Linked DNA regions of Homo sapiens: region 1 is linked to region 2. A link is a contact called in ENCODE Hi-C or POLR2A ChIA-PET data. All regions are on one chromosome and are shown on one strand. The core of a region is the stretch at or near the end of the contact, and the rest is flanking DNA. Distances in the headings are between cores, read along the strand shown. Region 1 overlaps ABCC1 (ATP binding cassette subfamily C member 1 (ABCC1 blood group)). Region 2 overlaps XYLT1 (xylosyltransferase 1).

Region 1 (5,416 bases), core at 515-3,014, 1.4 Mb after region 2:
ACCATCCAGAACCCAGAATGGTAGATCCACCTGCAGCTACATCGTGTGCCTGGAAAAGACGGAGACACTCAACGCCAACCTGTGAAAGCAGCCAGGAGCGGGGCTATACCCTGCAAAGCCACAGGGGCAGAGCTGCCCAAGGCCGTGGAAGCCCACCTCTTGCAACAGTGTGACCTGGATGTGAGACACGGAGTCAAAGGAGATAACTATGGAACTTGAAAGTTTTATGACTGGCCTATTGGATTTCAGACTTGCATGGGGCCTGCAGCCCCTTTGTTTTGGCCAATTTCTCCCATTTCAAACGGGTGTATTTATCCAATGCCTGTACCCCCATTGTATCTAGGAACTAACTAACTTCTTTTGATTTTACAGGCTGATAGGTGAAAGAGACTAGATTTTGTCTCAGATGAGATTTTGGACATAGACTTTTGAGTTAATGCTGAAATGAGTTAAGACTTTGGGGAACTGTTGGGAAGGCATAATTGTGTTTTGAAATATGAGAAAGATGAGATTTGGGAGGGGCCAGGGGCAGAATGATATGGCACGGCTCTGTGTCCCCGCACAAATCTCATCTTGAATTGTAATCTTAATTGTAATCCCCACGTGTTGGTGGAGGGACCTCACTGGAGGTGATTAGATCATGGGAGCGGTTCCCCCATGCTGTTCTCCTGATAGTGAGTCCTCAGAAGATCTGATGGTTTTATACCGGCTTTTCTCCTCTTTACTCTGCACTTCTGTCTCCTGCCACCATGTGAAGAAGGACATGTTTGCTTTCCTTTCCACCATCATTTTAAGTTTCCTGAGGCCTCCCCAGCCATGCAGAACTGTGAGTCAATTAAACCTCTTTCCTTTATAAACTACGCAGTCTCAGGTATTTTTTCATAGCAGCATGAACAAACTAATATCAGTACCATGTTCAGGCTTTATTTAAATATCTTTGTATTGTTTGTTCTGTCATATGGAACACATGTCACTTGTGATCAGAAAACTCTGCAATTAAATTAGTTTAGGTGTAAAAATCAGAGTGACATTAGCATGGTGAGACTATCAGTAATGTTTTTACACATTGTTAAATTATTGATTTAAAAGCAATTTTTAAAATAAGTCCAAAGATGTTTAAAATTTAAACACATCTTTTAAAAAACTGAACAAAACCAAAGCACACTTCTGCTTTGATCTCCTGACCTCTGGAAAGTAAGGTTTAACTTAACTGGGCAAAGCCCTCTCACACACAGCCAAGCAACATGGGCCTGATCACTTCCCAGCTTGCTCAATTTTTCTGATATGGCAGGAAAACAACAGGTGCTTAATAAGTGCTGGTGGGCCCATTAGTGGGAGTATAAACTGCTGCAGTAACCTGACAATTAACTATCAAATTTCAAAATGCACATACTGTCAACCTAGCAATTTCCTGTGGGAAAATTTATTCTGCTGAATCATTTACATATATTTGCATACATGTGCCTTCAGTGCAGCACTGCTTATCACAGCAAGAAACCAGGAACTGGGAATGACCTTGATAGACACCAAGAGGGGAATGGGTGAATACATGGCTCAGCCATTTAACAGGCAAATGCGTGGCTTGTTTAAAAAAAAAAAAAAAAAAAAGTTGATTTGATTGGCTTTTACTTTCAATTTGCATGGGCTTAAAATGGCAAGAAAATCAACACTGGTTAAGTGAAGAGAACAAGAGACAAAACAGTATTTAAAATACCCAACTAGGGAGGGAAAAAATGAATATGTAAACATATACACACAAACGAACACGTTCTTGCACATACATTTGCATATACTTGAAACTTTTCTCGAAAAACACCCAAGAAACTATCATCAACAACCATCATCAATAACGGCTACTTCTGGGAACAAAGGGCAGGGTGGGAACATACTAAAACTTTTATTTTTCCCTTTATATTCTTCTAGAATATTCACCTTAAAGTATTAGCATCATCAACAAAGTTGCAGTACAAGATCTTCCTCCTGCAATCAGCCAGATCAATTCAACAACATCTTGTTTTAAAACAAGAGTTTTCTAGCAACCTATAGAAAGTCCTCTTAACCACAGGAAAAAAGTACCTCATCATCTTACGAACAAGCCTTTGGCGGAGAATCAAAGGCAACTGGGGAGTGGGGAAACCCAAGTTGGTCTTGATCACAAACGTTTCAGTTAAGGTTCTGAGAAAGAGAAGAGACTCATAAAACAAAATAAACTGAATTTTTAAGACCTGAGATTCAGCAGGGCGTAGTGCCTCATGCCTGTAATCCCAGCACATGGAAGGGCCAAGGTGGGTGGATTGCTTGAGCCCAGGAGTTCGAGACCAGCCTGAGCAGCATAGCAAGACCCCCATCTATTTTAAAAAAAAAAAAAAAAAAAAAAAACCTGCGTTTCATTCAAACATAAACAGATCAGAAGGTTCTTGCTTCTGCCAGGGACCATGCATTGTTCTACTTCCTTGCTGAGCTGGTAAGCGCCTTCCCTGGAAATTCCAGGACCACAAGCCATTGTGTTAGTGCTTTATGCATTTTGCCGAATGCTCCAGGCTAGATTTTTATGAGATGGGCTCTGCAGTTCCTTTGAGTTAAACTCCTCAATACTTTAACCACACCATGATCTTCCTCAAGGCCTATGCACATTCTCTTCCCACTCTGGGACTCCCTTCCCCCACATCCTTGCATGGCCAGCTTTGCCACTGAGCTCTGGGGTCAAACCTCACCGCCTCCGAAAGGCCTTCTGTGGACATCCCTCCGTAGTAGTTTGCACCTCACCCAGTTTTTCCCGGTTCAAGTCTTTGCAGCACTTGCCAGCATCTGAAATCATTTCCGTCACCCTCAGTGTAAACCCCATGAGAACATGGGCCTGGTCTGTCCTGTTCACTGTTGTATCCTCAGTGCCTAGAGCAGCAGCAGCACATAGTAGCTGCTCAATTAATAATGACTGAATAAATGAATGAATGAAAAGCAGTGTGGGAAGAACAATACAATGAACCCAGGGGTATCAAAGACCACACGAGGCTGGGCGTGGTGGCTCACACCTGTAATCCCAGCACTCTGGGAGACTGCTTGAGCTCAAGAGTTCAAGACCAAACTGGGCAACATAGTGAAACCCCATCTCTACAAAAAAAAATACAAAAATTAGCCGGGTGTGCTGGTGCATGCCTGTAGTCCCAGCTACTTGGGAGGGTGAGTTGGGAGGGTCACTTGGCCTGGGAGGTCGAGACTGCAGTGCAGTGGTACAATCAGCTAGGGCGACAGAACAAGACTCCATCCATCAATCAGTCAAACACCACACAAATTTCTTGTACTGGGAAGACTTAGACATCACACATATTCTCCAAACAAGTATTACCTAGGAGGCCAGTAAAAGGTACACTGAGGTTCCTCAGAGAGAAAACTCACAGAGAGGAAGATAAAAGCTCCATAAAAATCTCAATTACTACTTGAGGGTTACAGGATGCTAGCCTAGAGCCTCCCTCCCTAGACAGGTTTCTCAGAGAGAAAACTCACAGAGAGGAAGAGAAAACCTCCATAAAAATCTCAATTCCTGAGGGTTACAGGATGCTAGCCTAGGGGCACCCTCCCTGGTCATTAACACCCACTTTCCAGAACCTGGCAACCTCCCCAGGAGATGAATCCCACAGTTAAACTAAGGGGACACTTAAGTGGAATCTCAACTTTGTAATCGTCCACTTCTCCTGGGGCACTTTAAAATGAAGGAGTAGAGCTTCAAAGCTGATCTCTCAAGAAAGCCATTTTCGGCTGGGCATGGTGGCTCACGCCTGTAATCCCAGCACTTTGGGAGGCCGAGGCAGGAGGATCGCTTGAGCCCAGGAGTTTGAGACAAGCCTGGGCAACATGGTGAGACCCTGACTCTACAAAAAATACAAAAATTAGCCGGGTATGGTGGTGTGCACCTCTGGTCCCAGCTACCTGGGAGGCTAAGGTGGGAAGATAGCTTCAGCCCAGGAGGTCGAGGCTGCAGTGAGCTATGATTGTGCCACTGCACTCCAGCCTGGGTGACAGAGGGAGACCCTGTCTCAAAAGAAAAAAGAAAGAAAAAGAAAAAGAAAGCCATTTTTGTTTTCCCAGGGGAGAATGAACTGTCACAACTCCAACTGGGAAAATGGAAAAAGGTAAAAAGACACAGCCCTCAGTAAAAAAGAAACTGCCGCAAGTTTCTTCTCTAGCTAATTGGAGTTTAACCTCCTTAACGTCTCATTAAGCTTCTCCAAGGCAACCCCAGTAAGCCAATTACACTAGAATTTCGACAGCCCACAACCTCCTAGGGAAATGCAGGATGAGGAGGAAGGTCTTGCTCCATGTTTCTCCCCCATATTCCTCCACACCAGTGGCTGTGTGATTTCACACCCCAGGGAACATATGGAAACATCTAGAGGCATTTTCGGTTGTCACAACAAGAGGAGGTGCTACCAGCATCTACTAGGGGGTAGAGGCCAGGTTTGGGGCTAAGACTACGCTGCACAGAACAGCAACCAGGCCACAAAGAATGATGTGGCCTACATGTCAACGGGGCCGACACTGAGCAACTGTGCTCCATGTCCCCACCCGCAAAATACAGCTTCCTCAAAGGCCCCGTTCAACCATTCAGCCTCTAAGAGGTAAGTGCAGGTCCCCAGCACCACTCCACCCACAGGGATGCTGCCCTATCCCAGTTTTCTTGCTAAGCGGGGGGAAGCTTGCCTCAGGATGTCTGGCCATTAATTAATTTTGGCAAAATGTTTGGGCAAGTTTTCACGAGCTAGAGTTGTACTGACCACACTAAGAGCTGATCATCAAAGCTAGGCCTTACTTCGCCATGAAAATCTGAAGCCAACATACCAATCAGATGCTAACTTCAAGGTTGGCCTGCAAAGCAGGAGATGCCAACTCAGATACCAACAGGTGCCAAAGTGGGTTCCATCCATGCAAGAAGCAGACCAGGTGTGAGGAAGCACAATTTTAAAAAGGCAACAGGCCAGGCACGGTGGCTCATGCCTGTAATCCCAGCACTTTGGGAGGCTGAGGAACTCAAGTGATCCACTTGAGTTCAGGAATTCAAGACCAGCCTGGCCAATATGGAGAAACCCCATCTCTACTAAAAATACAAAAATAAGCCGAGTGTGGTGGTGCGGGCCTGTAATCCCAGCTACTCGGGAAGCTGAGGCAGCAGAATCACTGGAACCCGGGAGGCAGAGGTTGCAGTGAGCCGAGATTCCACTACTGCACTCCAGCCTGGGTGACAGAGCGAGACTTCGTCTCAAAAAAATAATATAAAATAAAACAAAGGCAACAAACATTTGGCCTTAAAATTAAAGCAACAACAGGGAGGGGTGGGGACTGCGGCAAACTGGAGCAACTCAGAAACGGACAGCCTCAGCGGACCGCTACCATGTATAAATGTGGGCCTGGGGCTAGCAGA
Region 2 (5,244 bases), core at 408-2,907:
GGAAAACATCCTACAGCTCAGAAGTTGGCTGAGTTCTCAGCATACATCTCTCAGATTCCACCTATAACATGAATTGGGTTTCCGTTGATTTTGGTTCAGCAAGAATTTACCAAGTGCTTTCTATGTGGCAGTCTTAGGACTTCATTAAGCATAAAAACAAAGAAGATAGTCCCTGGTCCTGGGGAAGTGGGACAAGTTGTCAAAAGTATGTAGCAGGGGCTGATGAGAAGACAGGACTCTCACCCCTATCCATGGGAGTCAACTTTGCTCTCTGCCTTGTATTCCTGGGTGTGCATTCATAGGTGCTTCTTGAGTTAAATTATTCTTGGACTTTGCAGCCACGTTACTTTACAACCTGTCTATGGTTCATATCCCGTCCTTCTCTCTAACCTCAGGTCCTCCAGCTGAAAGTGCTGGGCTTAGCTTAGGATCCACTAAACCAGAGATTACAAACACCAATGCCCACAGCAGCCACACTGGCAGCCGTAAGTGAAGGACATGTGTCTGGGGCGGGGACTGTGGCAAGCAGGAGGGCCTGTGACCCTTCTAAGGGAGATAGCTGCTTTCCAGTGCCAGAAAGGCAGTGCCTTAGGAAAATGCTGGATTTGTGTAGCTAGGTCTTCTGATTTTTCCAAAAAATGCCAGAACTTTGCAGTTTTATGGGAAACCTCCTGAATGTGAAGTATTGGCATCCTATGTAGGTTTTTGTTGTTCTTTTTAAAACATTGTGCAGGCTGAACAAACTATGCCTGAGCTGAATACTGCTTGTAGATTCCAGTTTCTGTTGGCCACCTCTGCAGTCAGCCCATGAAGATCGTGTTCTCAAAGTGCTGGCTAAACAGAGGCCACTGCTGAGTCACTAGGGTTGCTTCCCACCACTTCATGAACGTGTTCAGTGTGAGACCACACACTTTACCTTGCATCTTGTTTCTCCAGCTCTTTCTCATCCTGCCCTCCCCGCAGATGTCTCAATGAAGTCCCTGGGAAAGTAACACTTACTCTCCTGAATACAGCCTACAGTTCCACCAAGCGTGGCATGCATGTGAGCGAGGGTCCCCCAACCCCGCCCCACTGCAGAAGGCGTAGAAATGAAAGCGGATCGTTGTAAGCTTTGGATCCGCCAAATGGGACTTAGCACAGCGTCGTCTCCTGCGTGTTGATTATCAACTTGCTTGGGGGATCTCAGGCTCTTGCCTGACCTTGGCATGAGGTCTGGCAAATTTGGCTTTCTGGGTGTAGAATTGATCGTTTCAGAAACAAAGCCATTGAGACAGAGTTAAGGAGAGTCCTCTATTCACGGATGAAAGGAGCTCATTGTATAAAATTGGTGTGACCTGGACCCCCTTCCTCTGGCCCCCTCCTGTTGTTCCCTTCCCCCACAGCTGGGGCTTTGTAAGGGTCTCGCAGGATGTTCTATCCCAGGCCATACTTTCTTCCCATCTTCCTGTCTCTGAGGCTGCCCCGAACAGAAGGAGAGCTGGGCTTGGAGCCCCTTTGCACGTTTTTGGCTCCTCGGGCCAACTCTGTTGTCGTGGGTGATGAGAGCACTTCCTTCCGAGAGAGCTAGGAGAAAAACAGCCAGGCTGTTCACAGGCAGCTGCCCAAGGCGGCTGTGCAGGAAGAGAAAACAGTGGGTGCTAAGAACCTCTTCCTGTTCTGCCTTCTGCACGGGCACCTCCCTTCTGGGTCACGGCCCTGAAAAGTCAAGACTGTTGAGCTAGAGGAAGATGGTCCTGTGTGTATTAACCTCAGTGCTCAACTTCCTGATGGATTATTTGAGTTTTTCTGTTTCTGCTGTGAAGTCACGGGATCCCGAATTTTTCTTCTTGAGGTTGGCGGGTGAGGGTTGGAGTCATGTTCATGGGGTAACATGGTACCTTCCTTTGTGGGGGAGGGGTAAGGTATGGTGGTGAACAGATAGGAAGGTCATAAACTTAGATGCTTTCAGGGCTCAGCCCAGGTGGGCAGGGTGGGGTTGTGGCAAACAGAAGGGGATGTGCCTGCCTTAAGTGGACCTGCCTACCCAGTGGGTCAGATCTTTCCACATTTCACGAAAAGCCACAAATCAGAATATCATGATTTCACCCTAAATTTTAAATGCTGGCACCTAATTTTAAAAAAAGTATTGTTCAAAAATTAGCCAGGCTTAGTAGCATGTGCCTGTAATCCCAGCTCCTCAGGAGTCTGAGGCAGGAGAATCGCTTGAACCCGGGAGGTGGAGGTTGCAGTGAGCCGAGATCACGCCACTGCACTCTAGCTTGCGTGACAAGCAAAACTCCATCTAAAAAAAAAAAAAAAAAAAGAAGTATTTTTGTGCACCATGCAGATCACACCATACCACATCCAAGCATTTTGGTTACCTTTTTTTCTTTTTTTTTTTAAACCTCTCTGAAGATATTAAGGTTAAATGGGCCTGGCTCTGTGGCTTTCAACCAAGTCTTTGAAACTCTCTGAGCCTCAGTTTCCTCCTATATAAATTAGGAACAGTACTACAGGGTATTCATAATCCAGGAACAAGGAAATACTTAATGTCATCAAGAGAAAAAGCAAACTGGGCACACTGACTCTTGCCTGCAATTCCAGCAATTCGGGAGGCCAAGGCAGTAGGATCACTTGAGACCAGGAGTTCAAGACCAGCCTGGGCAACATAGGAAGACCCCATCTCTACAAAAAATGAAATATTAGCCAGGCGTGGTGGCACAGGCCTGTAGTCCCAGCTACTTGGGAGGGTGAGGTGGAAGGATTGCTTGAGCCCAGAAGTTCAAGGCTGTGGTGAGCCATGATTACATCACTGCACTCCAATCTGGGCAGCAGAGCAAGACCCTGTCGTTTTTTTTTTTTAAAGTAAAAACCAAAAAAAAAAAAAAAATCTATCTATCCAGTCTTTATGGCCTTCTGGGAACAGCCACTTCATGAGGATAGAATGTGGGTTTATTGAAGTAATGCTCATAAATGGTGAATTATGGTATCTCATAAGGACTTAACCAATGATAGCGGTCTACTGGGCGCTGTCATCAAGGCTGTCATCTTCATTGTCACTATCGTTTCATTAAGAAATATTAGAGGAGGTTGAGGGGACAGGCTGCAGGCAGAGTCCCTCCCCTGCTGAAGCTTTCTGACTCCATCCTGACTCTAAATGTAGAAGGCCCATCCGTCCCCTGCAGGGCCACCTTCCAGCCAGGTGTTCTCATCGTCTCTCTTCTGTCCTAGGAAGGCAGCTCTACATCCCGAGCTGTAGCCTGGGACTGCAAAGCTCTCCACTCCCCACCTCCTGGGATCGTTTTTTCCGCCCCCCGTGGTTTGTGTCGGCAGTTCTGTGTGTGGCCTCTTGGAGTCATTCCAGACGCGAAGCACTGCTGAATCACAGTTTTCCTGTATCTTCGACAATAGATGTCCTGGTCAGAGGCTCTTGTGAAGGAGCAAAAGAGGAGGAAGTGAAGAAAAGCAGGGAGGGATGTGCATAGAAATTTATTTTGGCAAAATGGGATGAACTCCAGATTTGGTATCAAAAAACTGACATTCTACACTGAATTTTAATCCAAACTGTGTGTGGCCCTTAGGAAATAGGCCTTTCCTCCTGGATCTCCCATGCCTCACCAAACAGTGATGGGTTTGATTCAGGTCAGGGACGGACATCTAGGGAAACTGGAATCTATTAATAATATCTGCTCCTCGGGCCGTATTGAGAATTTGAGGCCAGGTGGACTGCTTAGTAACAGCTGCCTCGGGCAACTTATTGTGAATTCGCTGCATAACTGGTCTGCACCTCTAAGTGCTTTTCTTGAACTCACGATTTTGGATTCTGGAGCTCAAATATGAACTATTTTCCTGTGGAACAGAGATCTCACCCAGCAGTCCCAGAAGTCACATAGTATCATTGGAACTCCAGACAATGTCTGTGGGACACTTGGCAGTATTGGTTCCAGTTGGGCCACCTGCCATCTTGGTGACCACAGCAAGTGGGTGCAAAATTGATAGGTGCTGCGGCCTGTGCCTGGGAAAAGCTAATTATCGGGATGAATTATAGATGTGGCGTGTGTTCCCAGCTCCAGGAGGATGTGTGTTCAAACACAGCCTGGGTGGCCACCTTTAGAAAGATTTGCGGCATGGTGGGATTTAGCCAGCACTTCCTGTCTGGGCCATGTCGGGTAACGGCTGCCTTCTTGGCACGTGGCAGGTCTTGTTTATGGTCTGAGATGCCTCTGAGCTGTGAAAAGCAAAACACTGTAAAGTGTCGCCAATTGTCTTCTAAGAGGAACTAACATTGGTGGCCCACCCACTCTGTCAGGACTGAGCCGGGCTCTGGTAGAACATCTCAGTCAGTGCTCCACAATGAGTGTGAGAGGATCATGGTGATGATTATTACCATTAACCACTGGAAAAAGCAAAGTAGTCGACCTGAAGACTCGCAGCAAGGAAATGAGAACATCTAGTATGAGGAGCATCTGATCCAATTCAGTGCTCCTTATGGCTTCTTAGTGCCAGATGCTGATAGAACCAGGAACTGTGGTTTAATGATTCCAGTTCAAGATGTGGTTGTACCACTGGGAAGCAGGGTAGCTTAGTGGTCCAAAAGGATGCCCTGTTTCAAATCCTGGCTTCACCACCCACTAATGAATGAGTTTGAAAAAATTACTTCTCCTTTGAGCCTCAATTACACCATCTGTAAAATGGGGCTTTTGGTGCCTGCCTCCTGGAGTTCTTGTAAGGTTGGTTTGTTTGTTTGTTTGTTTGTTTTAAGACACGGTCCCAGTCTGTCACCCAGGCTGGAGTGCAGTGGCACTATCTTGGCTCACTGCAGCCTCTGCCGCCAGGGTTCAAGCTGTTCTCGTGCCTCAGCCTCCTGGGTAGCTGGGACTACAGGTATGCACCAACACGCCCAGCTAAGTTTTATATTTTTAGTAGAGATGGGGTTTCACCATATTGGTCAGGCCAGTCTCGACCTCCTGACCGCAAGTGATCCGTCAGCCTTGGCCTCCACGGATTACAGGCTTGAGCCACAACACCCAGACAGTTGTAAGAATTAAATAAGATAATATTTACAAACCCCTTACAGTAATACCTGGCATTCAGTGTGAGAACAATGTTAGCTGGTATTTTGATTATTGTCAATATTGACTAGCTATGTGACCTTAGGCAATTTGCATTAATATGGGGGTGATAAATTCTGTTGCTTGCAGTAGCCAGGCCAGCTACTCAGTCTGGAGCTGTTTTCTTGCAAGAATACACATCCAGTGTTGCTAA

Evidence for each region. A loop is a pair of places that touch in the nucleus more often than their neighbours do. ChIA-PET counts read pairs that join two places held with the same protein, here RNA polymerase II (POLR2A). Pooled maps may share reads with other maps.
Region 1: a map of naive thymus-derived CD4-positive, alpha-beta T cell shows a loop between it and region 2 (9-fold over the local background). The contact joins two enhancer-like sites. A Hi-C loop is called at or near these places in 1 of 168 maps with a recorded cell type or tissue (naive thymus-derived CD4-positive, alpha-beta T cell) and 4 of 50 pooled maps. POLR2A ChIA-PET finds 5 or more read pairs at or near these places in 1 of 52 experiments (activated CD4-positive, alpha-beta T cell).

Annotation. Positions count from the first base shown.
Region 1 is chr16:15,957,964-15,963,379 of GRCh38, reverse strand. The region is part of intron 1 of ABCC1 (ATP binding cassette subfamily C member 1 (ABCC1 blood group)); the gene reads right to left. Among named protein-coding and RNA genes, the nearest start is that of ABCC1, 11 kb to the right of the region's middle. RefSeq lists enhancers at 4,194-4,694, 4,695-5,195. Within about 2 kb of position 1,764, at least 7 of the 41 ENCODE cell types and tissues checked have a DNase peak (open chromatin) inside an H3K27ac peak, as active enhancers do.
Region 2 is chr16:17,366,189-17,371,432 of GRCh38, reverse strand. The region is part of intron 1 of XYLT1 (xylosyltransferase 1); the gene reads left to right. Among named protein-coding and RNA genes, the nearest start is that of XYLT1, 100 kb to the left of the region's middle. RefSeq lists an enhancer at 1,758-1,847. Within about 2 kb of position 1,657, at least 23 of the 41 ENCODE cell types and tissues checked have a DNase peak (open chromatin) inside an H3K27ac peak, as active enhancers do.